Regions from separate parts of the Homo sapiens genome. Here all the other regions are linked to region 5. Evidence: chromatin loops called from intact Hi-C (ENCODE). Cell type or tissue: PC-3. All regions are shown on one strand.

Region 1 (5,000 bases), 150 kb after region 5:
CAGAAGAAAGGGCTAATGGGTACCGAGTAAGTCCCCAACTCAACAAGGCAAACAACATTAACTCTTAAAGCTTGACAATAATCTTTGACTCCATGTCGAACCTCTGGACACACTGGGGTCCCCACCAGTTCAACTTAAATGTTTCAGCTGTCACTCATTTAAGCCCCCTGCCTACAGTTTTCCCAGGCTGGTGCTGCATGCTGGTGGCTCAATAGTTCTGGGAGTGCAGGCATAGCCCTGCTCCCATGGCTCCACTGGATATTGCCCCAGTGGGGTGTCTTTGTGGTAGCCCCAACCCTGTGTTAGTTTTCTGCTTGTGCTTTCTGAGGGATCCTTCAAAATCTAGGTGAAGGCAGTCATACCTCCCCAGCTTGTGCACCCTACACACCCATAGAGTTAGCACCACATGTATGCCATCAAAGTTTACAGCCTGTATCTTCCAGAGCAGCAGCCTTAGCCACACCTAGGTCTGCTTGAGCCACCACACCAAAAACCCCTGCCTTTTATCACCACCACATTGGAGGTTAAGTTTCACCATAAATTTTGGAGAGAACCTACCTTCAAACCATAGCACCTGGTTGGAAACTTACCTCATATGGCATTTCTGCTTACTCTGAAGTTATAAGCAGGTCTATGGTTCTGTGTAGTCACAAAACAGTCTAATTTTAGTTATAAGAATATTTCTAGTCTAAGAATTTAGTTGCTTGCTTTGAGGTTTCTTCAAATATTCTTCCTCCCCTCCCACCAAGCTAAGGCCAGAGGTTGGCAGCTACTTGCCTTTGAAATACTGTGAGATCATCTGCTCTTGTTCCTCATTCACACCTTTCCTTGTATCTTAACTACTGTTTAAAAACTACCAAGATGAATGTCAGGGGAAGATGAAGCTGTGTTAGGTTAACAGCTCTCCTGGAAGAGGCAGTACCCAAAAAGTGTGGGTTTCAAGGCAGCAAAATGTGGCAGTAAATATTTATCTTGTTATCAATTTAACTCCATCTTTGCTCAAGATAATTTTAATTCTTTTAATTTTATTGAGACTCATTTTACTGCTTAGCATGTGCACTAGCTTGACGTATGTTTCATATACTTCTGAAAATATGTACACGAAGTTATAAAGTAAATTTTTATATAAATGTCAATGAGGAGGAATTTGTTGATACTGCTGTTTAAGTCTTCTATAACATTTTGGTTTTCTGTCTACTTGTTCTACAAGTACTGAGAGAAGAGGTTGAAATAGGCAACTATATTTGTGTATTTGTTTCTTTATCATTTTACTATTTCAGTTGTTCATATATTTTGAAACTTATTTGAAGCATATTAAGTGTGCGTGCATTTAAAATTGTCAAATCTGAATAAATAGAATGCTTTATATTTATTAATGAAGTCCCCCTTTGTCTATGCTAAAATTACTTGTTCTGAAGTCTGCTTTGTCTGATATTAGTTTTCATTAAATTTGGAAACCCTGCAGATATTTCTTCAAGTACTTTTGCTGTTTCTCCCCTTCCTCCTTTTGGAACTCCCATTGCCCAAATGTTAGACAACTTGATATTTCTTCACAGGTCACCGAGTTATTGTGTATAATTAGTGCTTTTTTCTCTATATTCTTCATTTTTGCTAGTTTCTATTGCTTTATCTTTAAACTCACTATACTTCTTATTTCCTGCAAAGACCAATTTGCTGGTAATTTCATTTAGTGATATTTTTATTTTTAGTACTGTATTTTTCATATCTAGAAGTTATCTTTTTCATATGTGCCATTTTTTCTCTTAATTATGAACATTAATGTTTCCAATGACAACCCTGAGAATATTCAACATAATTGCAATAGCTTTCTTAATGTTCTTGTGTGCTAATTCTATCATATCTTTATTTCTGTTTATGTCTGTTATCTGACATTTCCTGGTTATGGGCCATATTTTCCTGCTTCATTGTATGTCTACTTATTTTTGACCGGATGCCAGATATTGTGGATTTTTCTTGTGTGTGCCAGATTTTGTTGTATTCCTTTTAAGTGGTGTTGAAATTTTTTGGCAAGCTGTCAAGTTACTTGAGGGACAGTTTGATTCATTTGAGGCTTGCTTTTAAAGCCTTTTAGAAGGCTTGTTTAGAGTAGTCACTACCCTTGGGTTTATTTAGCCCCCACTTCTATGATATGAGCAATTTAGGATCTTCACTGACTGCCCTGTGTATACAGTGAGTCTTTTCAACTCTGGTTAGTGGCAACTCATATATTTTCTGCCCCGGTATGAACTCTTGGGAGTTTTCATCTCTGGCAACTGCTGTTTCCAAGGAATTTGTCTTATGTTGGCTCATGCGAGCTCACTTTCTGCATATATAGTTTGGGTTTTAGTCAAGACCCAACAGGACCCCATGCAGATTTTGTAGCCTTAACTGCAAAGTTTCCTCTTTTTTGATATTCTATCCCACAAATTCTAGATTGCTTGATCTCCCTAAGATCTGGTCTCCATCTCCTCAAGTCAATAAGACCAGTGGAAGAATCTCACTCTCTCTTCCATCATCTTGAAATTTTCTCTTGGAAGAAAGCTGATGAGATCATAGTATTCATTTCAGTGGTTTGCTTTGTCTGAGAGACAAGTCCTATACTTTCTATTGTCTAGTATGTAAACATAGTTTTTTCTATATTTTATTTTGTTTTTTTTTTTTCATTGCTTACAACAGAGGGGTGATTCCAGACACTGTTACTTTCTTTTCCTATTTTTTTCTTTTTCTTTATTTTTTCTTAAGATGGGGTCTTGCCATGTTGTCCAGGCTGTTCTCAAACTCCTAGGCTCAGGCAATCCTCCCACCTCAGCCTCCCAAAGAGCTAGAATTACAGGCATGAGCTGCTGCACCTGGCCTGAAACTGTTACTTTCACATGGAAGCAGAAATGCTGCCATCAGTAATTTTAAAAATAACATTCCTGCTATGAATTTTGTATTTTTTATAAACTTTAGATGTGCAATTAGGAAAAACTTTTTTCCTTTAACACAAAGAGTGCTAACATCCACTTGTCATGAAAATTTGCTTGAATGCAGTTCATTACACAGATGATTTTCTACATCTTCCCTCAACTTGAAACAATATGATTGCTCAGTGGAATAGATTTTTTTACATATTCTTTCATTATTATACTTCTTATACCAGTTGACAAGATAATTTTTACCAACTTGCATGGCTTACACATTTTGTGATTCTGTTATTTTGTGATAAACAATACAGTTTTATCCTTCTGACTATTTTTTTCTAATATTCCAGGGAAAAATTGAGGTTTCCTAAGTCTTCCCTTAAATCTTGGAACTCTAATATATATATTTGATGACTATTTTTTCTTTGCAAAGTCTTCCAATTAGGCTTCATGTTTTTTACAGTTTTTGTATTAGAGTAGGCATGTTAGTAACTGTCTATTTGTATGAGAAATAAGAGCATCCAATTTTAAATATTTTCTTGATTTTAACATTTTTATTTATATTTGACATTTTAAAACATATTTATTTATTATATATAAATAGATTATATGTGATAGTAATGTCTATACATTCGAACTGATGAAATTACGTTTTATTGGTGATTCAAGTAAAATAAATAGTCTGAAAGTCAGTGATGAGACTTTATCAAAATGGTGAGCAACTGTTAGTAAAGTTGAAGACATAAACAAATTATATTTTTCCTTTATTTGTATTACTAGAAAAGTCAGAATGAATAAAACTGTGCAAACATACTTTGTACTTTTTACATGACGTGGAGGTCATTTCCAGGATCAGTTATAGGGTAATTGTAAGCTCTTCACATGCACAATTACCCGGTAGTGCATTCAAAAGTTACACAGCACGTGGATAACTTCTTATAGTGAGGAACTGCCCTGATACTTCAGGATATCTAGACTCTTTTGATCTCATTCACTAAATGATTGTGGTACCCTCCAATCCACCCATCACTGTGGCTTCCAAGAAACCCTCACACATTTCTGAAGCACAGAATTTAGGATGTTATCACCAGTGGTGTGAAATATTCAAAGAGTTAGGGAGAAATAAACGTTGGAATACATATAGAATATGCCAACCATTCACCTATCTCTTTAAGGATCTTCTGTAAAAGAGCATTAAAAAAAAACCTTACTATGGTCTGGATGTTTGTGTCCCCTCAAAATTCATATATGAAACCCTACCTTTAAAGGTGATGGTATTAAGAGGAGGAGACTTTGGGAGAAGATTAGATCATAAATGGGATTAGTATCCTTATAAAACAGGCCTAAGGGAGCTTTTGCCCCTTCCACCAAGTGAAGCCACAATGAGATGTTGTCACTTATGCACCAGAAAGTGGGTCCTCACCAGACACTGAATCTGCTGGCACCTTCATCTTGGACTTCCTAGCCCCTAGAATGGTGAGAAAGTTGTCTACAAACTACCCAGTTTATGGCATTTTGTTTTGGCAACCCAAATGGACTAAGATGTTCCACACCAAGACATTGACAAATACATTGGTGGGACTAGCACAGACTTCCATAACACTCATGGTAGTGGGTCTTTGTAGAGGAAGGATGAACATGAACAGGTTACCATTAAAATGGGCTCTCTGAATTCAATGGGGATGATGGAATGTCCCAGTGGAAGGAATCCAAAAAAATACAACTTGACTGTCAGGTGCAAAGTGAGTGTGGTTTCCCCAATAAGCAGTAGAACTAAAGGAATAAGCAGAATGGTTTGTTTCACAGAGAAAATAACTAAAGGCTAATTAATCATGGGCTCCTCAAGACTAAAAGAGTTATCAACCATCTAAGTTATTATCTAAGTTAAATTATATAACTCCTCGATTCCAACCACATTGCTCCATCCTACCCCTCACACCACCACCAAAAGGAAAAGCGTTTTTAAAACTGGGTATAATTTGAGTCAGCTACCATGTTTCTGGAGTCCACTGGTCTTAGCTGTATATATATTTATCCTTTTCAGAATTTAAGACAAATTGCACTAACTACCCCTAAAAGCAATATGCATCTGTCACT
Region 2 (5,000 bases), 180 kb after region 5:
ATTTGGCAACTAATCTTTGGCTGTATTCCTTTTGTATTTCTGTGCATTGAGAAATGGTCTATGGGGTAGGGGAAATGGTAGTAGAACTATGTTTTAAATATCTAAGGAGATTTGTCAGACATCAAATACTAATATAACATGTTACAATATTGGAGGCCCATGATGAGTCAGGCTGCTATCTATCTATCTATCTATCTATCTATCTATCTATCTATCTATCTATCTATGATTTCTTATTTATTTTGGCCTGTCCACTAGGAGTTTTGGATTTTTAAAAATTAATTTGGTTTATTTAAAATTCAGAAGATTTTTAACAATATGGATTTTGCTTCTCTTAAAAATCGTATCTGACAATACTGAATCAAGATTTTTGCAGGCCAGCTGAGTGTACTCTGAGAAGCAATCTCCCCATTTAGCTATAGCATGTGTTTTTGTGCTCTTCAAGGTGTTATGGCAATCAACATTTTCCACTCTCTCCTACAACCTAGCATGCTGGTCCATTTATGTCATTGGCCCTAACCATGCAGGCATCTGAGTTTGAGTCTGTTGTCTATTTGAAGAGCAGTCACAGCACATATTCTGGTTAGAAATGGAATTTCCTGAGCAACTAAATGATTTGATACAAAAGAAATCAAGCATCAATAATCTTGTCCTATTTCAATTTGGATTAATCGATATTTCACCACCACTTCCACAAACTCCCAAACTCCTGTCAGTGTCACAACTGGGTTTATGGACATTCATCAGAGTGGTTCATTGTTACTACAATACACAGGATATGTATGCACATTTAAGGATATGAATTAGACTGTGATGCACAAAAGTGTCATAAGCTAATTCCCACAGCTCTCCTTGATAATATGATACACTATGAAGTGACTTTCATTTCAGTTTATCAGTTTCTCATCCAATTCTGAACTTTATTAAAGGACATTAATCATAGAGACCATTTACTCTTTTGAGGTTGCTGACTAGATGTCTGTGGAACTATATGAATCTACTAAGACAAACACACGTCTATAAGAGAGTGAGGCAAATAGTTGGTTATGGCTGCTAATACGCTTCTGAAAGGCAATTTTAAAGAAGATAAAATGTGTTTTGTGCAATCAATGTCAGTGAAATCAGTTGAATTTTCCAAAGCAATTGCTCTAAAAGACAACACTCATCTGTTTTGCTGGATATTTGATTTGTTTTTGTGGTCGTTGTTTAAATCCATTTCTACTCTTTTAAAGTTATAACTTATTGGTATATGGTTCATTCTTCACCAATGCAGATATATTGAGAAGAATGGAACCTGTCACATATAACACATATTTGGGCAAAGAGTACTTTCTTAAGGAAAAAACAAACAAAACAAAACAAAACAAAAACAACTACTAAAAGACTTTAAGTGGAACTGTGTAGAACATGTTAAATATTTCCATTTCTGTTTACCTTTGTTTCTAGGTATTTGAAAAGCCCAGGCTGCTTTGTTTTATAAACAATTCCTATACTCCTGTGGGCATAATTCTATATTAACTGAAGATTAATTTCAGGTTACACTGTAAAAATGCCTTACAAATGCAATACTATTAGGGTGTGGAAAACCCTGAAGGAACTGAAAATCCAATCCATTTGAGGGAAGCCTTTAATTAACATCTTGGAGAATATGTATTACCTTTTTAAACAGATAAATATTTTTTTTCATTTTAGAGTAGCGGAATCTAATCTTAATCTAATCTTTTAGGAGTATATTTCAGAGAAATTCCAAGCACACCAGTATGACCATCCTTATTTCAGAAATGACAATGCATAGAGGAAAAGTAATGTGTGCAAAGCCTCCGAAGAGGATGGTTAAGTAAAGACTTAGGTTACCAGTATCAGGCTTTCGTTTTTGTATGTAGGTAGCTCTACTGCCTCCTCTTAAAACCAACAAAGGAAAGAGAGACTGGCTGCAAACTTTTAGAAGGAATGGCTTCGAATAGGGTTCCTGGGAGGAATCCCGAGGAAATAGACGCTGCTGCTCTGCTGATTGTCTCCACTATCCTGTTTTGCTCCTACCCACTAATCCAGCCTGGGAGGCTCTGGGCATTAGCGGAAGGCTTCACCACAAGGAGACAGGAGCGAGTATTCCATAGGCATGCGCTCCTAGTGGCACGAGTGGCTTGGGTCAGGATCAAAGAGTGAAGGATTCGGAAGTCAGCTATCTGGAGAGAGAGAGAGAGAGATTGTGTTTTATTCGTGTCCCATAGCTTTCCTATCCTATCCCTATCCTAGCTTTTAACCTGAGCCAGAGCTCACTACACAGGTTCCTGGCTATCGAGTCTGAATCTGCACTACTCAACTTATAAACTGTCTGCAGACACCTGTTAGGGAAATTGCTGATCATGGGCAGCAGGATCTGAACTCGCTTTACCTTCTCGTTTGGAGCACAGGGACCGCCCAGCTAGAGGAGCACCAGCGCACTGCGCCCCAGCCCTGGGCGAGGGTGCGGAGGATTTGTTCTCGGTGCAATCCTGCTGGCGCTTTTCCGGGGTTCTGCGCGGATCCAGCTCCCCATCTCTGCTCCTACACACACAAAAGAAAACAACTCTCGATTGGAAGTTGTGGAATTTTCTCAGCCCCTACGAGGCGCGGGGATTCTCCAGCCCCGGCCCTCCTCCCGCCAGCCTGAGGTCTCCTTCGCTCGCCTGCCTTGCTAGGGACCGCAGTCCCTCAGCCGCAGCTGGGTCTGTCCGCCCCGCCTTTGCCCTCGCCTTTTCCCGGGGCGGATTTGGTGAAGTCGGCCTCAAGTCCAGGAGGTCTGTCTTCGCCGGGCCAGCTCTCGCGGAACTGGGGGGTAGAGAGCAAAGGGAGAGATTCGTGGAAGGGAAGGGAGGTAGGGGTGGCGCAAACGCCCAGAGTATCAAACTTGGGGGTGGCACAGTAGGTGACAGCAGCAGCTGCAGGTGGTGGCTGGGGACCCGCGAGGGGGCGCCCCTCTGGGTAGGGTCTGGCTGAGCGGGCTTGCAAGCCCGGGAGGCGGCTGAGAGACCCTGGACACTGTTCCTGCTCCCTCGCCACCAAAACTTCTCCTCCAGTCCCCTCCCCTGCAGGACCATCGCCCGCAGCCTCTGCACCTGTTTTCTTGTGTTTAAGGGTGGGGTTTGCCCCCCTCCCCACGCTCCCATCTCTGATCCTCCCACCTTCACCCGCCCACCCCGCGAGTGAGTGCGGTGCCCAGGCGCGCTTGGCCTGAGAGGTCGGCAGCAGACCCGGCAGCGCCAACCGCCCAGCCGCTCTGACTGCTCCGGCTGCCCGCCCGCGCGGCGCGGGCTGTCCTGGACCCTAGGAGGGGACGGAACCGGACTTGCCTTTGGGCACCTTCCAGGGCCCTCTCCAGGTCGGCTGGCTAATCATCGGACAGACGGACTGCACACATCTTGTTTCCGCGTCTCCGCAAAAACGCGAGGTCCAGGTCAGTAAGTGTAATTCCTAACTCTGATCACCTCCTGGGAACAAGAAAATCCCTAGAGGAGCGCTCGGTTCCTATGAAGAGGGACATGAGGAGGTCCTCATGAGTGTATGGACTTTTTCCTCCTCCTTTAGGCGGGAGGTGGCGATTTGGAGGATGTAATACCATCCCCATTTTCTACTTTCTCTAGATTTTCCCTTTTCTGTTGAAGATTATTTACTATTTCCTTGACCCTTCTTTGAGATAGGTCATTATCTTTCCAGAACAGTAAGTTGTTATTGTTCCTGCCTCTTTAAAAATCAAACACTTGTCTAAAGCAGAAGGTCCTATTGGATTCTCCAAAGCCGTTCAAGAGGAGACACATTCATTTAAGCGTTTGCTCATTTTCCATCAGAAAGGCTCACCCACTGGCAGGAGCTTTTGGTGGCAGGGAAAGAGGCAAAATTAAAAGCTTTGAGACTTTTTGCAATAGGTACACATCATTTAAAATTCAGTGACATGAAATGGAGATGCTGTTTCCAAAGAAAGGCTTCCCACACCCTTTGGTGAATATTTTCAACTTTCTACTGATTAGCCAAACAATCATGTCTTGTATGTAGCATTCTTGAAACTTCCCTTCTTCCCCCTCCCCTGCCCCCATTCCTAGAACTAATTAGTGTAGGCAAATGCAGGGCTTTTGATTTCTGAGACTGATTTCTGAGATATTTTTCCCTGGGAAAAATGTTCTGGAAGACATTGTGCTTGATAAGATGTGTAGGTTTACTAAGGCCAACCTGTGACAATATTGTTGCAAAAAGCCCCCACAGATTTAAACATCTCTCCTCAAAGCATGAACTGGTCTCTGACTCAAATAACTTGAGGTTATTTGAATCTCGGGTGGTGGGCTGCTGGGGGAAGTCCTGAAACTCTTTTCCTATTCTGCAAAGAAATGTTTCTATGACAAAGTTTCTAAGGATTCCCTTATTCAGGAAAATTGTACCAGTAAAAGTTCTCTTTAAATGTCTTAAAGTAATGTAAATATCTCATTTTGCCTTATTTCAAAGAAAGGTTATTCCCTTGTCTGCTTGCTGTTTCCTTTGTGTGCTTTTGATGGCAACTTCCTCTGTGTACCATTTTCCTTTCCCACTTTTCCAGAAGTGCTGTCATGAAATGATGCATTTTCTGCTCTGGGTAATGTTTTGACCTGGCTGAAGGGAGTAACCTGCTTAAGCACAGCTAACACTGTCTATATTCTAAGAGCTTGTAGATCAACAACCATTCCTACAGAGAAGTTGTAAATAAAAGGGCTTCAAAATTTATAAAACAAGACTGAGAAGAAAAAGCAAAGCAAATCAAAAAATCAAGTATACTCTTCCTCCTAGTAACCTTCAATCTCATGCTTCCTCTCAATTTAGTCAGGTATAACCTCCAAACTCCAGCCTCTTGGAGTCTCTTTAATTCTGTAAATGGCTAAATGGCTTGTCAGGATTGAGTAACTGTACTCTAAAACCAGTCTCTTTCTTAGTCTAGGGGATATGGTGTGGGCTATCAAACATACACTCCAAGATATGAATGATTTGTTTCAGAT
Region 3 (5,000 bases), 330 kb after region 5:
TTCTCCTTGAGGTCATCAGAAACATCAAAAGAGAATAAAAGATGGAATAATTTTCTCACTATTAAGTTCAGTGTTACTTTTTGTCATGACCAAGTTCCACCACGTAGTACCCTCAATAGTAAACTTGTCTTCTTTCTATGTTAGATGTGAGAATCACAGCAAAGGAAGAATGGGCATGAATAGTAAATGGTAAATGTGGGGATGCAGGTAAGGAAGAAGATTATAACAAGTTTTCAGCCTGGGTGTTTGAGGGAATAGTAGAAACATTAATAGAAATGACTAAGTCAAAGAAAATATGCTATATGCAGGAGGAGAGCTTGAATTCAACAAAGCAGATTCCAGGTAGAAATGATCAGTAGGTCTGGAGCAAATAGAATTAGAATTAGGGACAGAAAAGACACAAAAGGTACATGAAAAAGACGAAAGTGCATTGACAAATAATACCTACCAGCCATTTTTCATATTCATTAATAGCTTGTTTATCTTTATCTTTTTTCTCAGCTCTTTTCAGTTCTTCCTTTCTTTTCTCATTTATTTTTTCTTTTTCCTTTTGCTTGAAAAAAGCTTCCTTTTTTTCATTCCTATAGAGCATAGTATAAAACACTGGAGAGTTAAAGGAAAATACATAATAAAGATTCCCTAGTACATCTTTGACAGTAATGAAATTGAAATGCATTACTAAATTTCAAGTAAATAAATTTTATAAAATCCTGAAGTGTTACTATAATTTAAAATATATCAAAATATTTATGATTTTGGATTACCATTTCTCAACAGCAGTTAAATTATCTTTCTTTTTCTCGGCAACAGTTTCCTCCTCTTTCTGTTTCTTTGCTCTTTCATATTCTCTCTCCTTTCTATTTTTCTCTTTAAGATATTCCATCTTTTTCTCTTTCCATTTTTCAAAAGCCTGAAAAAGTTCAGAATAATTTTCTTACTGTGAATATTTGAAAATAAATAAAAATATGGTTAATCATTAATTTGGATTTCAAATGTTTTAAAATAATTAAGATGTGCAAAGTTCTGAATACTTGTAGTGCTTCTCCTTTTCTTGCAGCATTTTCTTCTTCAGTTTTCTTCTTGTTTTTTTCTTCAAGCCTCTTTTTGGCAGCTATTTTCTTTGCTTCCTTTTCTTTCATAGCCTTCCAGGCCTCAAATGATGCTAATGCTTCTTCTCTTTTAGCAGCTTTTTTCTACAGTGGAAAAAATAATAGAGTGATATACATATATATGTATATATACATAGACACAAATATGGCTAGATATAAATATACACATATACATTTATCTTTAGTCCTCTGATATTCATTATACTTAGAAATTAACTTTCAAAGTAGGTAATTTATTTAGAATGGCTTAGATAATTTACAAAGAATGTTATCTGAATTATTCATTGGTTTTAAAACGTCCTTTTCTAAAAACATTTATCACATATTGACCTATTAATGAGAAAGATGTCAACTATTATTTTTGAAAGTGTACTAAACAAATTATATCAAAATAAACTGTAATAGGCTAAGTGGTATAGTAAAATTTTCATAATAAAATATTTGAAAAAAAAATCAGTAAAGTTATGGGCTTATAAAGTAAGTTAGAGTAAGGCAAATTGGCCAAGCCATGCAGTAAGATGCAGATTTTTGGTTTAAATCTTAATTTTGAATAGTATCAAAACATAAAGTTCTTACTGCACAAATGTATTCCAAATGTTGAAAGTATGTGCTCGACTGAAAAATAGGTTGGAGACTGTATAGCAAGTTATGTTATTATTTTACTTCCTTCAATCTAATCCCATAATATTCTATGTTTGCTTTATTGTTCAATATTAAATGACATAAAACCTTAATATTGGGGTAACATAATTTAGAGGTCAAAGTACTATCTACCTCACAGAGCTACGAAAATCAAATGAGAAGGGGTATGGCACTGACCACAGCAGCATACTGCTATGAACGTGGTTAACAGATAGACAGGCACGCCCCCTGGAGGGCTGCTCCCTTCACTACTGACGCATTATCGTGCAGTTCACCTTGGAAAATATTTTTCTTCTAAATCTATTTTTAGTATTGAACAGCACACTGGAGTTTTTGTCCAGAAGTTTGACTTTAGAAGATAAGAAATAACTGAGCGTATTACAAGCAGGAGTTAGAGGAAGAGACTCAGTACAGAAGAGACAGGAACAAAAGTTCACCTCCATTCAATGGGAAAGGATACAGATCAAGAGTTCAGGTAGGGGTTGGACTTGAAGATACTTATAAAATTCAAGAGAGAAAAGAGGAAAATTGAAGGCTAACTAGTGTCTAATGATCCTTTATCTTGTCGTGCCTTTTTTTTTTTTTTTGAGACAGAGTCTCTGTCACCTAGGCTGGAGTACAGTGGCACGATCTCAGCTAACTGCAACCTCCGCCTCCCGGGTTCAAGTGATCCTGCCACCTCAGCCTCCTGAGTAGCTGGGATTACAGGTGCCCACCACCATCCCTGGCTAATTTTTGTATTTTTAGTAGAGATGGGGTTTCACCACATTGCCCAGGCTGGTGTCGAACTCCAGACCTCAAGGAATCCCATCTGCCTTGGCCTCCCAAAGTGCTGGGATTACAGGCATGAGCCACAGTACCTGGCCTTCTTGGTTAAGTTCTAAATGAAATCAACTTTTAAAAGTGAATTAGGTGCTCATAAACAATAATAACTTCATAATCAGCAGGAACAAAGCTATCCTATACATATACAAAATTAAAATCTGTTTTCATGTAAAACAGTTATATCAAACTAAAATGTATAAAGTAAAACAGAAGTAAAACCGGAAATCATTTCTTTAATATACAAGTTATTTTGCCATTTAAAAAGCTGATTTAGAAAAGTTATATATTCAGGGATATTTTACTGAAATAAAAATCCAAAACATTTTTACTTCTATATGTCAGAATACCTGTTCATTTTGGATCCTTAAGTTTTCACTTTCAATTCTTTTTATTCTGTGCATTTCATGTAAATACACATTTTTCTTTTCTAACCACTCCTATAAGAACAAGAAAAAGGTCATATAATATTTAAAATTTCTTAAGTGAATTAGAATTCTTTATATTAACATTTTCTCTGAAATTCACATGTACAATTTTCTAAAGTATACTATTCTACTCTAAAAAAGACAAAAAAAGACTTTTAGAATTGTGAATAAATTAATACAATCTTTTTCCTATGTACGCCTAACAACATCTCAGGAAAGAAAAAATTTAATAACTTTTTGTTCATAATAACTCCTTTTGTTCATATAAACTTCAAGAAGAAAAAAATGAAAACATATATAGACTTTACAATGTTTTGGCTTGTGCTGTATTTCTATAAATTGCAATGGCATATTCTTTCTTTAAAAACAACTATGGTCAGTTATGCAAAGTGTGGAAGCAAATAATTTAGTAAAATATGATTACTCATGTATTAAAAGGAAACTCTTTCTCAATAAATTTAAGTATTAAACCATCATTTTCTATCAGGATTACTTTATTCTTTATAAACAGTGTAGGCTTATGAAAGTGATCATTCTTCTTCTCTTAAAAATATTTTCCTTTTTTACCTGATAAACAGCTGCCCTTATGTTATCTGCTCTATCAGGTTCTATGCTCTGTTTCTGTGAAGGTTTTTGGTCCAAGACTTTTAAAGTCCCTAAATAGTGAGAAGAGGTAGTTGTCGATGGAGTTCTCCTTTTAGAACTAGATTTCTTCAAAAACTCAGAGGTCATTAATCTGAAAAGATCCAAATGAATCAAGACAAAATATTACAATTGCATTTGGTAGAAGAGAGATCTGTTAGAATATGCACGTATAATATTTGAAAACTGGCCAGGCATGATGGCTCACACCTGTAATCCCAGCACTTTGGAAGGCCAAAGTGGGTGGATGACTTGAGCTCATCCTGTTGGGCTGTTGACCAGCCTGGGCAACATGGTGAAACCCTGTCTCTACCAAAAATACAAAAAATTAGCTGGCGTGGTGGCACATGCCTGTAGTCATAGCTACCCTGGAGGCTGAGGTGGGAGGATAGCTTGAGCCCAGGAGGCAGAGGTTGCAGTGAGCAGAGATCATGCCACTGAACTCCAGCCTGAGCAACAGAGTGAGACTCCATCTCAAAAAAAAAATTGGAAACTACATTATAATTTAACAAATTATAATTACTTTGAAAATGATGTAGGTAAAATGTACAGTCTTAGTATACAAAGAATATTAAATTATGTAGAAGGGGACATAACTTAAATATGTCCCCTTCAACATAATTTAAATTTTATAACTTTAAGTTATATAGCTTTAAAATGATTGCTCTTTTTAAATATTTGTAATTAGAAACTTAAGAAATATGGACCACTTCTCAAGTTACATGGAAAAAACAATACAGTAGGTTATAATCACTCTTTTAATATTTTCTTTCATCATTTTGTTACATGAAGCATTCCAAATATAAAATTAGAAAGAATAGTACTATCTATATCAGGGATTGGTGGGAAAATTTGGCCAGCCATTGGTTTTGATATACAAAGTTTATTGCACCATAGCTGTAATCATTCATGTTAAGTTTTGCCTGTGGCTGCTTTCCTGTTAAAATAGCAGAAATGAGTAGTTCCAATACAGACTGTATCGCCTACAAAGCCTAAAATATGCACTAACTGGCCATTTACAGAAAAAGCTTGCTAGCTCTGTTTTATTTGATTAATGATAATTTGACTAACGATAATTTTAAAGATTCAGAAGGTTTTTGATTAGCACTTATGAGTTAGGCATTCATTATCATTGGTGTGAATGAAGCTATACAGATAATCATTTTAATAAACCTACTTAGTTCATAGATTCTGAAGGCTTTCAGTACAATTTCTCATGTTAGACAATGATACTTGATAATGAATAAGTATCATTGCTAGACTTCAGCTTTATTACCATTTTATATTGCTTGTCTCAGGAAAAGTAGGAGAAAGAAGCTCTATTCCAGAAGCAGTCTGGAGCACAAAGAATCCCTAA
Region 4 (5,000 bases), 340 kb after region 5:
CAGCTTCTAATTGTATGCCATTCGGCGTTGGAAGGGAAGAAGGTGCAGAATGTAACTCCAATTCTTCACTGAGGGCAGTTTCTTTATCTTCTAGTCCATCCTTCTCCTCCATGTGACTTTTCTTTTTCAACATACTCCTTGGCCGAGGTGATGGTTTAAAGTGATCATCTGTGTCAAGGCTGTTGTTTTCTGCTGAAAAATAAAATGCTTAAAGTGTGTGTATAAAAAAATGACCATGGCTTTATCTATCTCTCTGGGTGCTACCATACTTCCCTCCTGTGCCTATGCCCCTTTGTTCTCTGTCCTGAAGAGTCCAGATGAAGCCCACAACTCTTCTCTATACAGAGCTCTAGTAAGGCACAAATAAATGATGGTTAATAATCAGGCCGGACGCGGTGGCTCACGCCTGTGATCCCGACATGTTGGGAGCGGTGACTCACGCCTGTAATCCCAGCACGTTGGGAGGCCGAGGTGGGCAGATCATGAGGTCAGGAGTTCGAGACCAGCCTGGCTAACACGGTGAAACCCTGTCTCTACTAAAAATACAAAAAAATTAGCCGGGCTTAGTAGCGCGTGCCTGTAATCCCAGCTACTCAGGAGACTGAGGCAGGAGGATTGCTTGAACCCAGGAGTCTGAGGTTGCAGTGAGCCGAGATCGAGATCACACCACTGCACTCCAGCCTGGGTAATAAGAGCAAAAATCCATCTAAAAAAAAAAAAAAAACCAAACAACAACAACAACAAAAAAAAAACAAAGTAAAGAAACAGTTGTCATCCTGAAAGTAACCAGTCACAAGAAGTTAACTCTTCAACATTGTGAACTCTTATAATATTAAAAAAAAAATGTTAAAAATAAAAAAACAAAACAAAATCTTGCCCCAGTTTCTACCACTATAAAATGAGGAGGCTCATCCATCAAGCCTTTGAGTACCAAGCCCTGTACACGTTACTAAACCTCATAATCAACAAAGCGGCAATGGACCTGTCCAGGTACTTTACAGGTTGATTTTTCTAAACAAAATTACAAGACTAGATTACTAAGATTATAAGTGCTATTATAAGGACAAAGATGATGATGTTGGCACTCAAGGGATAGGAGTGCTAACTCTCATTAGAGGAAGGAATCTTTTATGAGTTAATTGTTCTGAGTCCATAAAACTTCTTTAGCATTTATTAAAATTTCACTCTTTCCATTACTTCTAAGTTTAAATCAAGAATCAAATGCTGATTTGCATCCAGTATTCGAAACAATGGGAAGACTTTCCATGTATATATTTTTTGCCTGCATTTTACCTGCTATACATATTTATGTTTCTATTGTTCTACAAATGCATTTTTCTCAACTTCAAAATTGGTCTAATTAACATCTTCCTCCCATTTACCTAAAAATGGGCTTATGGATTCTGCCAGAAGATTCCACAACCATACCAAATTGGTATTATTATAAGTAGCTGACAATTTTAGCTACATCCTAAACTCCAGCCAAATGTTCAACCCCAAATCCAAGGGCTCTAGATTCCTCCCTCTATTATCCCCTAAATCCAGAGTATCAATATATCCTATCAATTCTAATTGCCAAATATCTCATTTATTCCACTTTCTACATCCCTGCTGTCGGGTCCTTATCCACTCTTTCCTAGATCACTGCTTCCATGATATTTACAAAATCCAAATCAGATCACATCACTCCTTTCTACAAAATTATTCAATGGCTCCCCATGATCCAATCCTACAGAATAAAAGCTTAACTGCCTTTAAACAACATAAAACGGATTTTATGGTTTTGTCCTTCACTGCCTTATCTACAGCCATTTTGTCATCTGTGTTTCTGAAATGCTGGGCTAACAGTTGTCATGCACACATACCACAATCCCTCCAATCCCTCCTGCTACCATACCTTTACCTAAGCTGATCCCCCTGCCTAGAATATCCACTTCCTGCTTCTCCTCCTGACAAATGCTTGCATGTCTTTTGAGCCTCAGTTTAAGCAGAATATTATATAATGCCTGAAAGAAGGTGTTGAGTCAATTTTTTTTATTATTGTGGTAAGAACAAACATGAGATCTACCTTCTTAATACATTCAGTGCAAAAGACAGTACTGTTAACTATAGGCACAATGTACAGCAGATCTCTAGAACTTACGCATCCCGCATGACTGATACTTTATACCTGCTGAGCATGTTTATAAACAAACGCTAAATAATAAAATGAATAATCAGAACATTTATAGAGTGCTAAATTTATGCCAGTACTATTCTAAGCACTTCAAATATGTGAACTCATTTAATTGCCTCAAACTCCTAGAGGCAGGCAACTATTATCCCGTTTTTAAAGATGAATAAAATGAGAACAAAGAGGTCTCATGCCCAAAGTCACAAACTCTAGCAGGCTGCAGATCTCAGATTAAAGGAGAAGCATCCTGACTCCAAAGTTCATGATTTCAGTCATGTTAGTATTAAAATAAAAACATATCCTGTGAAAAATACTTTCACTTTATAGAGCAACTGTCACTTCAGTAGTGACTATAAAGTCTGGTTATTATACTTTTTACAAAAGACAAGCAAGGACAGAGAAAACCTTCAAGCTCTAATAGTTTCATAAAGCATTACTTGCTACTCAGCAATATCTCACCACATTAAAAACATTGAGTTCCAAACCTGTACAGAAAAAAAAAAAGTCAAAGAATTTAGAGGATAAACTCATGAACCATATTCCCTCTTTCAAAGATAAATCATTCATATATTAATTTATTCATTTAAATACTTATTATATATGCCAGATATTATCTTAGGAACACTAGCCTCAATTTTTACTTTTCAACCTGAAGAACCTGAGAATGACAACTTTAATATATTTTCTACAAAAATTCCACTTCCAGAAGTACTGTCAAGTTCCCAAAAAGAAAAAAAAATGCCTATACTTTAAGAAAAGCGCTTTTTTTGGTAATCAATGTATACAATTACCTATTTAGGTAATTATTTTTATATTACACGTACTGAATATAACATTGCATATATAAGTAGAGCATTTAGGATCCTGATGCCACCTTGTGGTTAAAATACAGTATTTTCTTATTCATTGTAACCCACCACAGGTTTTTTTTTTTTTTAAGGTATGAAATAGGTGGATTATTGCTTTCCTGATTATCTACCATAAACTTCTAATTATATACATCCACCTGTCTCAGACAAATTTTTAGTTGCTATATATGCTCGCATTTTCTTAATAACGAAGTTCAATTATGTTCCTCTTCTCTCCAGCATTGATTTCACTCACTATACTTAGAAGGTACATTTTAACAAGTTAATTGTTTCATTATGCATCTGTTTGCATTTTTGTAGTTTTTTATAGTTTATGAGATGCACTTCAATAAACTCTCACAATTTTGCAGGAATAGAAAGAGGGTTATTTTTAGCTTCCTCATCATGAGGATACTGAAGCTTAACTTATTTGCTGAAGTCATATATAATATACAGAGGCCTTTCCCCCAGTGTCCTGGATATTATTCTAGTGTTCTTTGCTCTGCTTACATCCTTTGCTCATTTCAAAGTTAATGAGATTGTGGGGTCAGGAAGAAAGGAGCAGTTCCCCAATACATGCCTGAAATAAAGTTTTGTCTGACGTTACCACTGGTATCTAATATGCAAAGTATGAAATATTTACCAGCACTGTATTTACTGATGATATGCAAGGAGATTTTTATGAAGGTTAACATCAACTAATAATTCCTTTATAAAATACAAAGAATGAAAAACAAAAAATCCTTAACCTTGCATATACAAGTTCATGAATGGTGGCCCAGGGTATGTGACAGGACTTGGTCTCCGTTTCATTCTATCTTTGTTCCTTTATGCTTAAAATTCAGTAAAATTGTGGGCAGAACTAACTGTAATCCCAGATCACACCAGGAACTTTCCTTTGGAAAACTGAATCTTAGTAGATTTTCATAGGCAATACAGAGATCAAATGGAGATTCTCTTAAGGAGTGCCTGGATGCTTCAACAAACAACAGCAGCAATAACATAACTCATCCTTCAAATATACAAATGTCAAGAAAATTTTCTGGCACAATGTTGGTATGGCAAAGACTGTTAGAAGGATTAGTCTCAATATTGCTGTAACTCTAATCTTTGGAGTGTGAGAGGGATTAGACAGCATTCCATTCCAGTTCCACACCTACAAACAAAACTGAAGCTCACAGGTCTAGGTGTCTGGAGATCCACAGCTATGGATGCTATGGATGACTAAAGGTGCTTTGGCTTTGTGCTTTGGCTTTCTATCAGGCAACAGCCTAGATGCAAGACAAAATACAACAGGTCTGTAAAATTGAAGTTAGACAAAATACAACAGGTCTGTAAAATTGAAGTTAGACAAAATACAACAGGTCTGTAAAATGGAAGTTAAGTCTGTCTTTTTTTCTTAAATATATACTAGCTACCATATAAAAATTTTGGGACTGATTATCTTAAAATAAACTTCCAAGAAATGCAATTACAGTAATCCTAACAAATTACCTGAAGATGTGCTTTTAATTGAAAGAATTCTGGGTTTAGGTTTCATTTTTATTTTGTCTTTTTCAAATTCCTCATCCTTATTTTGAGATTCAGAGAAAGATTTTACAACAATGTCTTCACACCCATCAGGTGCCATTTCCTCTTCATTTTTGATGGCACACACTGGCTCATCTTTGGTTATGTTACCGTTTGATTTATTGGTTTTCAAAAACAATAGTTTTGAAGGATTCTTTTCTTCATCATCTGATATATGAAAGTCATTCATTTTTTTATTAACTGAATTTTCATCTGCTGAAGTGTCAGAAAAATCACCTAAAGAAACTGAAAAATGGAAAAGAAAAATGTTTTCAACAGTATTTTTAAAAATTGTCAAGGTTACGTTAACTTAATCAAAGTTTACCTTAAAAGCTACAAACAAAATTCTAACAATGAATAGGCACAAATGTATTTTATAAATAGACTTGCAGCTCTAAAAACACAGCTAA
Region 5 (5,000 bases):
ACCAAAAGCAATGGCAATAAAAGTCAAAATTGACAAATGGGATCTAATTAAACTAAAGAGCTTCTGCACAGCAAAAGAAACTACCATCAGAGTGAACAGGCAACCTACAGAATGGGAGAAAATTTTTGCAATCTACTCATCTGACAAACGGCTAATATCCAGAATCTACAATGAACTCAAACAAATTTACAAGAAAAAAAAACATCAAAAAGTGGGTGAAGGATATGAACAGACACTTCTCAAAAGAAGACATTTATGCCTCCAACAGACACTTGAAAAAATGCTCATCATCACTGGCCATCAGAGAAATGCAAATCAAAACCACAATGAGATACCACCTCACACCAGTTAGAATGGAGATCATTAAAAAGTCAGGAAACAACAGGTGCTGGAGAGGATGTGGAGAAATAGGAACACTTTTACACTGTTGGTGGGACTGTAAACTAGTTCAACCATGGTGGAAGTCAGTGTGGCAATTCCTCAGGGATCTAGAACTAGAAATACCATTTGACCCAGCCATCCCATTACTGGGTATATACCCAAAGGGTTAGAAATCATGCTGCTATAAAGACACATGCACATGTATGTTTATTGCGGCACTATTCACAATAGCGAAGACTTGCAACCTACCCAAATGTCCAACAATGATAGACTGAATTAAGAAAATGTGGCACATATACACCATGGAATACTATGCAGCCATAAAAAAGGATGAGTTCATGTCCTTTGTAGGGACATGGATGAAGCTGGAAACCATCATTCTCAGCAAACTATCGCAAGGACAGAAAACCAAACACCGCATGTTCTCACTCACAGGTGGGAATTGAACAATGAGAACACTTGGACACAGGAAGGGGAACATCATACACCAGGGCCTGTTGTGGGGTGGGGGGAGTGGGGAGGGATAGCATTAGGAGATATACTTAATGTAAATGATGAGATAATGGGTGCAGTACACCAACATGGCACACGTATACATATGTAACAAAACTGCACATTGTGCACATGTACCCTAGAACTTAAGATATAATAAAAAATATATATTAGATATAAAAAAATAAAATGTATATAGTGGTTCTTTCTGGATATGGGATTATGGGTGATTTTGATCTTATTAAACATATTTCTTAAGTACCCTTTTTCATAACTTTAAATATTTTGAATAATTTTTCTATAATTATTGTCTGAAGCTTTTACAATACCATGACTTATTTTTATAATCTGTACAAACAACAAAGCTTTTTAAATGAAAAAAGTCCCTGAAATTTTAAGTTTTTGAAGCTGCATCAGAATGTCCCTGCACCAAAGTAGCTGAGCCAAAGTGAAAGCTTCAAGCTGGCTTTGTCAAATGACATGTCCTCTTCTTTGTATTGTGAAGGAGACTGTCAAATCTGGATTTACTATACCTGAGTTAGATAGGACTTGAACCTCAGGTCTTAGAGACCAAGCCTCAGCTCTTACAGAAGGAAGATCTAATTGTACCTCAAACTAACTTGCTGTTCTTATTTTATACAATGATTTTTTTTTTGGTTAAAATTATTTTAAAACAGTATAACATTATACTGTTACTTTTTCTCTTATTTTGTAATCCTTAAAGTGGAAAAATCCATCCCGATCATCTGAGACAAAGCTAAATTGCTTGAACAGGGATTTGCCAAGACCAAGGACCTTCTTCAGTCTTATCTCTTACCCTTCACCCTCAACCACCCCAACCCCACCCTTCTACTCTGAGTTCCAGTTATGCAGATTGACTTTCAGCAATTTGAGCACACTTCAAGGCTTGCTCTCACAGAACTTCTCCATCACTTTCTCTAGGCCCCTTTATCCTATCCTCATTTTCTTCATAGCATTAATATACAATATCAGAGTAAGAAACCTGATATATATAAACATATATATTTATATGGCTATATAAATTTATATATGGCTATATAAATATATATGGCTATATAAATATATACATATATATATTTTATATTGATATATATAATATATATCTTATATGGATATATATCCACATAAAATCCATATAAATCCATATATATCCATATAAAAATATACATAATATGGATATTTAAAATATATATAATATAGAAAAACAATATATATTAATTATAAGTAATATTTTAATATTAATAACCAATAAACATTACTGATGTATAAATAATATATATTATATACTATATAAAAATATATACTATATCTATTATTATCTGATTTTTTTGCCCCATCCTTATCCTTATCCCAGTATATTGCAGTTGTGTGTGTATCTATTTATATCTACTTTCCATGAAGGCAGATGATCATGTCCACCCGGTACACCACAGTGTCTCCACTGCTAAACAGCAGCTGGCACATAGCAGAGATCAACACATATTTTTTGTTTTCACTAATTACTTGCCATTCTTCTAACATCAAATGTATTTTCAACCTTCTAAGCTTTTGATAATACTAGTTTTTAGATTCAAAATACTGTTTTTTCACTTTAATTTGACATACCTACTTTTTGACTAAGCCAATTTTTCCCACGTATGTTGAAGAAGTACCTTTGCCCATGGTTCTCAAACTGCAACCAGGCACCGCGGAATACCACACACGGTTCACAGGGGGCGCTGCAGGGTATTCTAGAGTTTTGAGGGACATGCGGCAACTTCAGTGGATATCATGTGAACTGCTACTTGTGGCGGTTCACGGTTTCACACTAGATTGTACTACATTCCTTTCAGTGATGTTGTATGTTTGTGAAGCTGGGATTTAGTGACTGCTGTGAGAAAAAGCAAGGGCCGTATGAAAATGGATGTGGGACAGAAAATGAGGGTGTCAGTATCCTTGTTAATTCCAAACATTGAGAAGGGACACAGTACCCACCAGGCACACATCTGTCACTAATGCTAGCTGAGATTGAAATAAAAATACTGTTTTTATCTTTTAAAATATGTGTATTATTTTTAAACAGCTACTAAGCTGTTGGGACATACAAACTTAATAAGTTGATTAGTATTCCAATTTCAATCATTTAGGTCAAAATTCACAGAATTGAATTCATTTGATTATGCCTCTATTGTTTCAAATTGTCAAACATTTATGGGGTTATCAGTTTTTTAGTCGATCGTGGTCCATTTTTAGTACCACATTGATGAGGTCTTTTCCTTTGTACCCTCTTCCCTTCCTCCCCTAAGCCCCAGCTCTATCCCCTGCTTCTCCTCATCTCTCTTTGGTCTGCGTGAGTTTCCTTTTATACCGATTAGCACGATTCTAAAAGATCTGCTGATTCTGACTCATTTCCCTATTAACTAGTGAAGGGCATGATCTAGCTGCATTTTCCCATGTGTTGATCAGAGCTGAAAGCCCTATTAAATGAAGGGAAGTGTACATTTATCACCCTCCCCCGGTATGCTCTATCCTTTTGTTTGTCTTATGCCTAAGGAATATCAGTTATCATTGACTACTTTATTTTGGTACAAAATGAAGAACAGGCTCTCAAATAATTAGCTTGTTATGAGCAATGATCAGAAACTTTAGTTCTTGCTTCACAGCAATTATTTCATTAAACTTCATCATCAGACTGCAATCATCCTTTTAGCATCAGATTCCAATAAAGGTAACAGTCACCACGTGTTTTCTCTTTTCTACCTTCAAAGTGACTCTTAATTAGGGCAAAGGAAACACTTCTCGGCATACCCGCCACCCACTGCCTTTTGCTGCACTTCTGTTCACTCCCACTTGGATCGCTTTGCTTCTTCCATACCTCCCAAGTCTAGAGTGGACTCTTCAACCTCCTCAGTCTATGCCTGGACCCACTGCGTCCCTTCAACAGAGCACACCTTTACCATCTAGTCCTCAGTGTGTCTGTCCTATGCCTAACCGCACCCCATCCCACTCACACATACCACCCTCTCTTTGGCCACTCTGTCTACTACCACTTTCTCTAGTTCTCTTAGCAAGAGAGACTGAAGGAATAGGATGTGATGCATATCAACAGGCTTTTCACAAGACACGAATGTGTCCATCTATCCATGTACAGAGGAATCAAGAGGTGCACATGGGATTTTGTGGGAGAGAATCCAGGAGAGATAGAGCAATGATTCTGAGAAGCTATAGTTCTAGCACTATTCTAACTTGGGATTGGACAGAAAGAAGTGATAATGATATATTTTCAAATAAAAAGTGACCTTTAGTTTTCAATAATGGAATCTTTTGGCTAGCTTTCAATTATTTATTATTCTCACAAAGTTTTGCTGTTTTTATTTTATGTTTTTGGCAGCCAGGCATTTGCTTCCTTGGCACATCTGGTCAGCAACTTGCAATGACTGTATTGTCTTTCCTCATTGAGAATATTAATGAAAATAATTAGAACGATTAAGGAAGTGTTGCCCTTTTAGACAAGTTAGATAATGGGTTTCAAAAGTTTTTCAAATTAAGTAATGCTCATTTAGCTTGCTGAGTATTCCACTTAATGGCTAAGACACAAAATGAATGAGCATCATATGTATTTGTTATCATTTTGTTTTAACAAAAGATTTGAGATGTACAATCAGATAAATGGCCCCAAATGTTTATGTGGCTATGTTTTTGTGTTTTTTGTGGCATACAGCTATACAACAACATTGGCTTTCCTTCTCTTATTTTTACCCATAGCACTTGTCTTAATCTATGATCAGTAACAAAGAGACCTTATTTCAACAGGCCTGGGATTCGTGTCTTTTGATTGTCCACCAGCAGAAACACAAGTGATTCGTATATGTTGAAGAGACACTGATGTGTTATTGGAGTTTTCTCCTCCCCCTCTTAACCTTTTCTGATCTGTCCCTTTTGCTTATTTGCATCTTGCTCTCTAGTAATATTTGTTAACGCTATTCCTGTGGTCTATATATGATAAGTGTTAGCTTATTAAGATTCGTGGTTTGCTTTCTGGTTACTTTCTTTTTTTTTAATTTCAAAATAATTATTGACTCAATGATCTCCAGATTTCTTAGCTTCCTTCTTCCCTTTCTTTCCCT
Region 6 (5,000 bases), 54 kb after region 5:
GGGATCATAGGGGCAAATCCCTCATGAATGCCTTGGTAATGAGTTGAGCTCTTGTTCTGTTAGTTCCCATGAGGGATGATTGTTAAACAGAGCTTGGCACCTCCCTCCACACCCATCTTTCTATTCTCTTACTATGTGATCTCTGCCCACACTGACTTCCCTTTGCCTTCTGCTATAAGCGGAAGCAGCCTGAGGCCACCACTGGAAGCAGATGCCAGCACCCATGCTTCTTGTACAGCCTGCAGAGTCATGAGCTACATAAACCTCCTTTCCTTATAAATTGCCCAACCCCACGTATACCTTTATAGCAATGCAAAACAGAGGGTATACCATGAGTGTTGTCAGGTCTCAGTGACTCATGTGATCTAGTCAATTTTGGATTTCCAGAGAGAACTTTTATTTTAAAAAAAGAAAAGTACCATTGAAAATAGATGGTAATGCTATATATTACTGTAATGTAAAACTAAGCAAGTATTTTTACAATTGCAAAGTGTCCTTAAATTCAATAAATTTACAATTAATGTAGTGAGTGTGTTTATTGAGGCAAACACTCATAATGCTATTTTCAAAATAACATGAAAGGAGAGTCACAACTGATTCAGCAAAATATGCCAGTTACCAAAGGACTTGTTTCCCATTCTAAATAGGTTCATTAGAAAGTCCTGAATTTTAATGGGTTTTGGTATTTGATAGCCTTTGACCAAATAGAACCCCCTTGTACAGTGTATAGTGACATTTCTTTCATACAGAGAGATTTTTTAAAATAATAAGAAAATGGCTCTGTGACTTAAAGTAAATATTAGAGCAACTCACTTTTCATTCTTGTCTGATCATTGATAGTATTAGCAAGCCATCCCTCCTGCTCCATGTGATACATCCAACAACACAGGGAAGTGTTCTGCAACAGCCACTCAGTCCACACAATTTTAATTCAACATTGAGTGTCATAGACCTTGTTGCTCTCAATTAATGTCTCTCCTTTTAATTTTGCTTTCATGATTGGTCTGAAACTCAGTACTACTTAATTACCATGATCTTTGGTTTCCCTTCAAGATTTCAATTTTAGATTTCCCTGTGAATTTGCCTCCTTTGGCCACCTCAGGCTAAGTTCATTTCCATCTGAACTTCTCTACCTCAGAAAGAACCTCTCTTTACTACCTTCTCATATTTCTCATTCTGTCGGCAGATTCTGGGCAAAATTATTCCTTTTACAGCATAATTTCACATAGCTAGTGTGTGGAACATTACCTGTTTCATTTGCCTTAGGAATTTTAGGTTTTTCTAACTATGGAAATAAAAAAATGAGTTAATTAAGTGATATTTAAAATACAATTATTTTAAAAAAGGAGAAAACATTAGGACTTGTAACTTTAGGACAGAAGCTTGATGAACATGGAAGACCACCATGATTTTTCAGGATACAATGGCCCTGAAGTATATGTCTCTTGAAGTTCTTAGATAACTCCAATGTAAACCAACATACTGTGTCTGATTATTTCCCAGGTACATTAGGGCTCTGAGTAAATTACCTTCCACACAAGAAGTAAAATTATTGCAAAACTGTGACCTCTGGTTGCTCATGCTGGGCTATTTCTTGTTGCTATCAAGGAAGTTACATCAAATATATGTCAAAGTTACTGGATTGAGAGGAATTGGTATGAAATACGATCTGAAGACCATGAGGGATTTATCAATGTCTTCACATTACCTCAATCTTTTGTGAGCTCTTGCAGGTCAAGAGATGGAGGCAGGGGAAATTATAGCTGCATGGTCACAGGTATCATTACTCCTCCTTCCTCTGCACACAATGGGTCTCCTTGGCAACACATTTTCTCTCTTGCCTTTGAAAACTGTTATAAAGTAGAAACAATTTGGGTTGTTTTAGCAATGAAGCTGACTGAAACCAAGGCCAGGAAATAATTGTTTTTCTCCCCAGTAGAAAAAGAGCTCTTCCATGAATATAAGTTAGTCATGAGTTAGGCATTTTACTCATACTTGATGCATCCTGTGTTTTCACAGGACATTTATGCTGGCATCCCATAAACTGGGTTTGAATATACTTTGGAAACCCAAGTGACAGTTGCCAGGAAACCCAAGTGACTGCTGCCAGGAAAAGAACAATTCAAGATTCATTATAAGAACCAATTCTAGGGGAGAGAAAAATCAAAAATTGGGCATGGTCCATTTTCTGCCTTGTTTCCTGTTAAATGGAAGGGACCACAGTCTTGTTAATTACCGATCAGAAAATGGTACAGAGCAGAGATGCAATTATTTAACACAAATTTACTGAGACTATGTAAATATTAAACTTGAAATTACTGATAAAAAATGTAGTGTGTCAACTAAAGATTTTTTTTGCAATCTTGAAAGTAAAAAGAGGCAATGTATTTAAATAGATGAGGACCATGCACCTCATTCCTTCCAGCTCTGAGTACAAATGAGGTAACATTAGTATCTCCCTGGCCTCTGGATCCACCTAGTAATATCGTATCTTTCACATAATTTAAAATAACATAAAATTACCGCTGAGAGTCTCTGGGGATGTCACATATGAGAGCATGAAAGTGTTGTAATCCATGTTCTGCTTTAACCCTTTGGAGATGCCCATTTCTCTCCACAACCCATGAGGGCATCCCACAACTATTAATACTCTATCTGGCAGTTCTTGCCCTGAGAATGCTGATGTCTATAACAAGGATTTTATTTCTTGATGCTCCAAATAGCCCTGTATATATTGAGGTCCTCCATGCACTGAAAGATGAGAAGGCCCCCACATCTCACAGAATCCCTATGTGTACAGTTCCTTCAGATTCTGCCTATAGGCTTGCTTGCATAGACTCAGGCATAAATCCATAAGGCTTGGCAAGACTGGTAAAATTTTAAGCATGACATCATGCTTCAACTTCCTAATCTCTTCCCTCCAGTCACTTATATGCAACAGCTCATCCTTCATTTCCAGTTCTAGCCCTTTGACTCCATTAGAAATTCTTTTATTCTTAAAATAAACCCTTAGGAAAATTTGAATAATGCAAACCAGCAGTTCCAAAGGTGTAGTCCATGTACCTCTGTTGCGGGGTGGAGGGGGTCCCTGAAACCCTTTTAGGTGGTCCATGAAGCCAAAAATAATTTTATAGACAGAAGACCTTTCATTTACAGTGTTCCTAGATTGCCAGAAATCTAGGAATGTATTATCAACATGAAGTGAGCACTCTTGAGGTCTCCACCCATATTAATCCCTCTGAAAACTGAAAAACAGCAGGATTTGCCGGAGCTAAAAGAGCTCCATGACTCCATAAGAAGTCCGGTGCTGAAGCTTAAGAGACTTTGGTTTCATGCAGGGCAGGGTGACTACCCTGTATTGCAGGGCAGAAAAAAATCCTCTGTGATAAGAGATAGAGCCGGTACTCTGTGAGACATCTGCCTGTGCTGCCCATGAAGTGAGACCTCATGGTCCCTGCCAAGTGGGTCCTCACTACACTGCCCAGCCCTTTTAGCCAGAGCTGGCTGGCCCAAACTGAACCAGCTAGAAATTGTCCTTTAGTAACTTGGAAGGAGGACAAAGAGGATCTAGCAAGTGTGCACACATGACTACATTGACTATATTTGTCATGTATAACAGCAGTAAAGAATGTTGGTTTTTAGAAAGAGAGAGAAGCCTGAGACAGGCACAGAGTAAAGCAGAGACAAGTGACCATGCAGCCCCAGAAAGTGAGCAGCAAGAGAGTACCTGGGCACCTTCAGTGTGGGGTACTCTCCAGGTGCTTGTTTCAGGCTGTCATGAAGACAGTTTCATTCCCAGTTCTTTCATTCCATAAAGCTTCCCTTTCTACAAAAATAAATTTCCTGTTTTAATTTAAACCAACTTGAGTAAGTTATGTTCCTTAAAAAGCAAACAATTCCTGATGAAGTTAGAAATTGATCAGAAAGGGCTGCTACCAGCCCACATGACACCACTGAGTTTTTAAAAAGCATTTTTTTGTTCCTCAAATAAAATATATTTCAAGTCACTATATCATTTATATAACAATTGTATAAAGTATACATTATAACATACATAATTTACATAACTGTTCTATAAATTATATATAATAATTAACTATGTAATAATAATAAATAGTCATGTATCTGCATTAGTAGAAAGCACCTGTGTGTAACAGGTCATTTTTTTTCTTCCAGTTTTTCTTCAAATTCATGAGATGTGGTTGATATGGAGGTAGAGGATAAATTTATATCTTGCCCTGTTGGTGACATACCTGTACTTGTAGTTTGCTGAAAGTAATAGCTCTGATTACTCTTCTCTTTTTTTCTGGTATTCCATCAAAATTTTCAATATTCCATTTAATGATACAGAATAGTGTTATTATAGTTTCTCTACTAACAGCTCCGGTTTTCTTTAATCCTGACATCTGTGATGAAATAATACAGCGTGAAGCAGGTCACTGCGCACTGAATACCAACTTCTCTGAGTCTAGTGAGACAGAAGACCCACAAACACAAGTTACATGAAGCGAGTTTATCACTTGCAGATAGGCAGCAACGGACAAAAGAAGCCTTGGATTCATTTCAAAGAGGTTCCTCAAAGTTCAAGAAAGCTGCCTGGGGCAGATGGAATATCAACTCTGCATGCCTCTCTTGAACAGCAGCTGAGGGCCTGGAAAGCAGTCACCCTAGGTTTCACATCCTGGGGCCACTTGGTTCAATGCACTAAGACGTTAAAGCATAGTAAGGCAGGGCGGTGAGGACCCTCTGCTTCTGGGGCTGGGGACCTGCAACAGAGTCTGGGCTGTTCTAGCCAGTTCTCCACTTGTCTTGGCTATTACATTCCAAGCACATTCTACAATTATTCTTGAGAACGACACATGAGAACCTAGGGGGTGGGACGGTGGAGGACAGAACGTGAGTCCATCCAAGGCCACCAAGGGAACTGTCCTGCATATAGCAGTTAGTACGTTATCTTAAACTGTGTAACATTTCAATACAATATGCATCTAGAAGTTTTT

What was found. Peaks named below come from ENCODE experiments on the same cell type or tissue, not always from the same donor. Only the 100,000 strongest peaks of a DNase experiment are listed, where the experiment ranks them.
Region 1: a loop joins it to region 5, with 2.5 times the contacts of the local background. A loop is called at or near these places in 3 of 110 quality-filtered maps.
Region 2: it touches region 5 in a loop (6-fold over the local background); 3 of 110 quality-filtered maps call a loop at or near these places.
Region 3: a loop joins it to region 5, with 7 times the contacts of the local background. A loop is called at or near these places in 9 of 110 quality-filtered maps.
Region 4: it touches region 5 in a loop (9-fold over the local background); 8 of 110 quality-filtered maps call a loop at or near these places.
Region 6: a loop joins it to region 5, with 2.8 times the contacts of the local background. A loop is called at or near these places in 2 of 110 quality-filtered maps.

What each region holds. Positions count from the first base shown.
Region 1 is chr4:155,177,365-155,182,364 of GRCh38, forward strand. It overlaps a transcript of NPY2R not described here. Among named protein-coding and RNA genes, the nearest start is that of NPY2R-AS1, 28 kb to the right of the region's middle. In PC-3, no CTCF peak of the experiment used is centred here; a DNase peak (open chromatin) is centred at 2,047.
Region 2 is chr4:155,205,630-155,210,629 of GRCh38, forward strand. NPY2R (neuropeptide Y receptor Y2) reads left to right here and starts at 3,007. Exons shown (of 2, transcript NM_000910.4): 1 at 3,007-3,440. NPY2R-AS1 (NPY2R antisense RNA 1) reads right to left here and starts at 2,543. Exons shown (of 2, transcript XR_001741894.2): 1 at 2,396-2,543; 2 at 1-2,186. In PC-3, CTCF peaks have their summits at 2,117 and 2,947 (motif pointing right); a DNase peak (open chromatin) is centred at 2,102; H3K4me3 peaks cover 2,041 bases; H3K27me3 peaks cover 2,067 bases.
Region 3 is chr4:155,352,148-155,357,147 of GRCh38, forward strand. It overlaps MAP9 (microtubule associated protein 9), which reads right to left. Exons shown (of 14, transcript NM_001039580.2): 9 at 3,569-3,737; 10 at 2,924-3,013; 11 at 1,032-1,193; 12 at 765-910; 13 at 449-581. MAP9-AS1 (MAP9 antisense RNA 1) reads left to right here and starts at 2,069. Exons shown (of 3, transcript NR_125937.1): 1 at 2,069-2,226; 2 at 4,942-5,000. In PC-3, a CTCF peak has its summit at 1,997 (motif pointing left); no DNase peak of the experiment used is centred here.
Region 4 is chr4:155,368,621-155,373,620 of GRCh38, forward strand. It overlaps MAP9 (microtubule associated protein 9), which reads right to left. Exons shown (of 14, transcript NM_001039580.2): 4 at 4,516-4,836; 5 at 1-192. Among named protein-coding and RNA genes, the nearest start is that of MAP9, 5.8 kb to the right of the region's middle. In PC-3, a CTCF peak has its summit at 3,050 (motif pointing left); no DNase peak of the experiment used is centred here.
Region 5 is chr4:155,023,624-155,028,623 of GRCh38, forward strand. No RefSeq gene overlaps it. Among named protein-coding and RNA genes, the nearest start is that of NPY2R-AS1, 180 kb to the right of the region's middle. In PC-3, CTCF peaks have their summits at 2,596 and 2,808; a DNase peak (open chromatin) is centred at 2,628; H3K27ac peaks cover 544 bases.
Region 6 is chr4:155,078,081-155,083,080 of GRCh38, forward strand. It overlaps LOC105377501 (a long non-coding RNA gene), which reads right to left and starts at 4,441. Exons shown (of 3, transcript XR_939372.2): 1 at 4,254-4,441; 2 at 1,709-1,850. In PC-3, no CTCF peak of the experiment used is centred here; a DNase peak (open chromatin) is centred at 2,021; H3K27ac peaks cover 441 bases.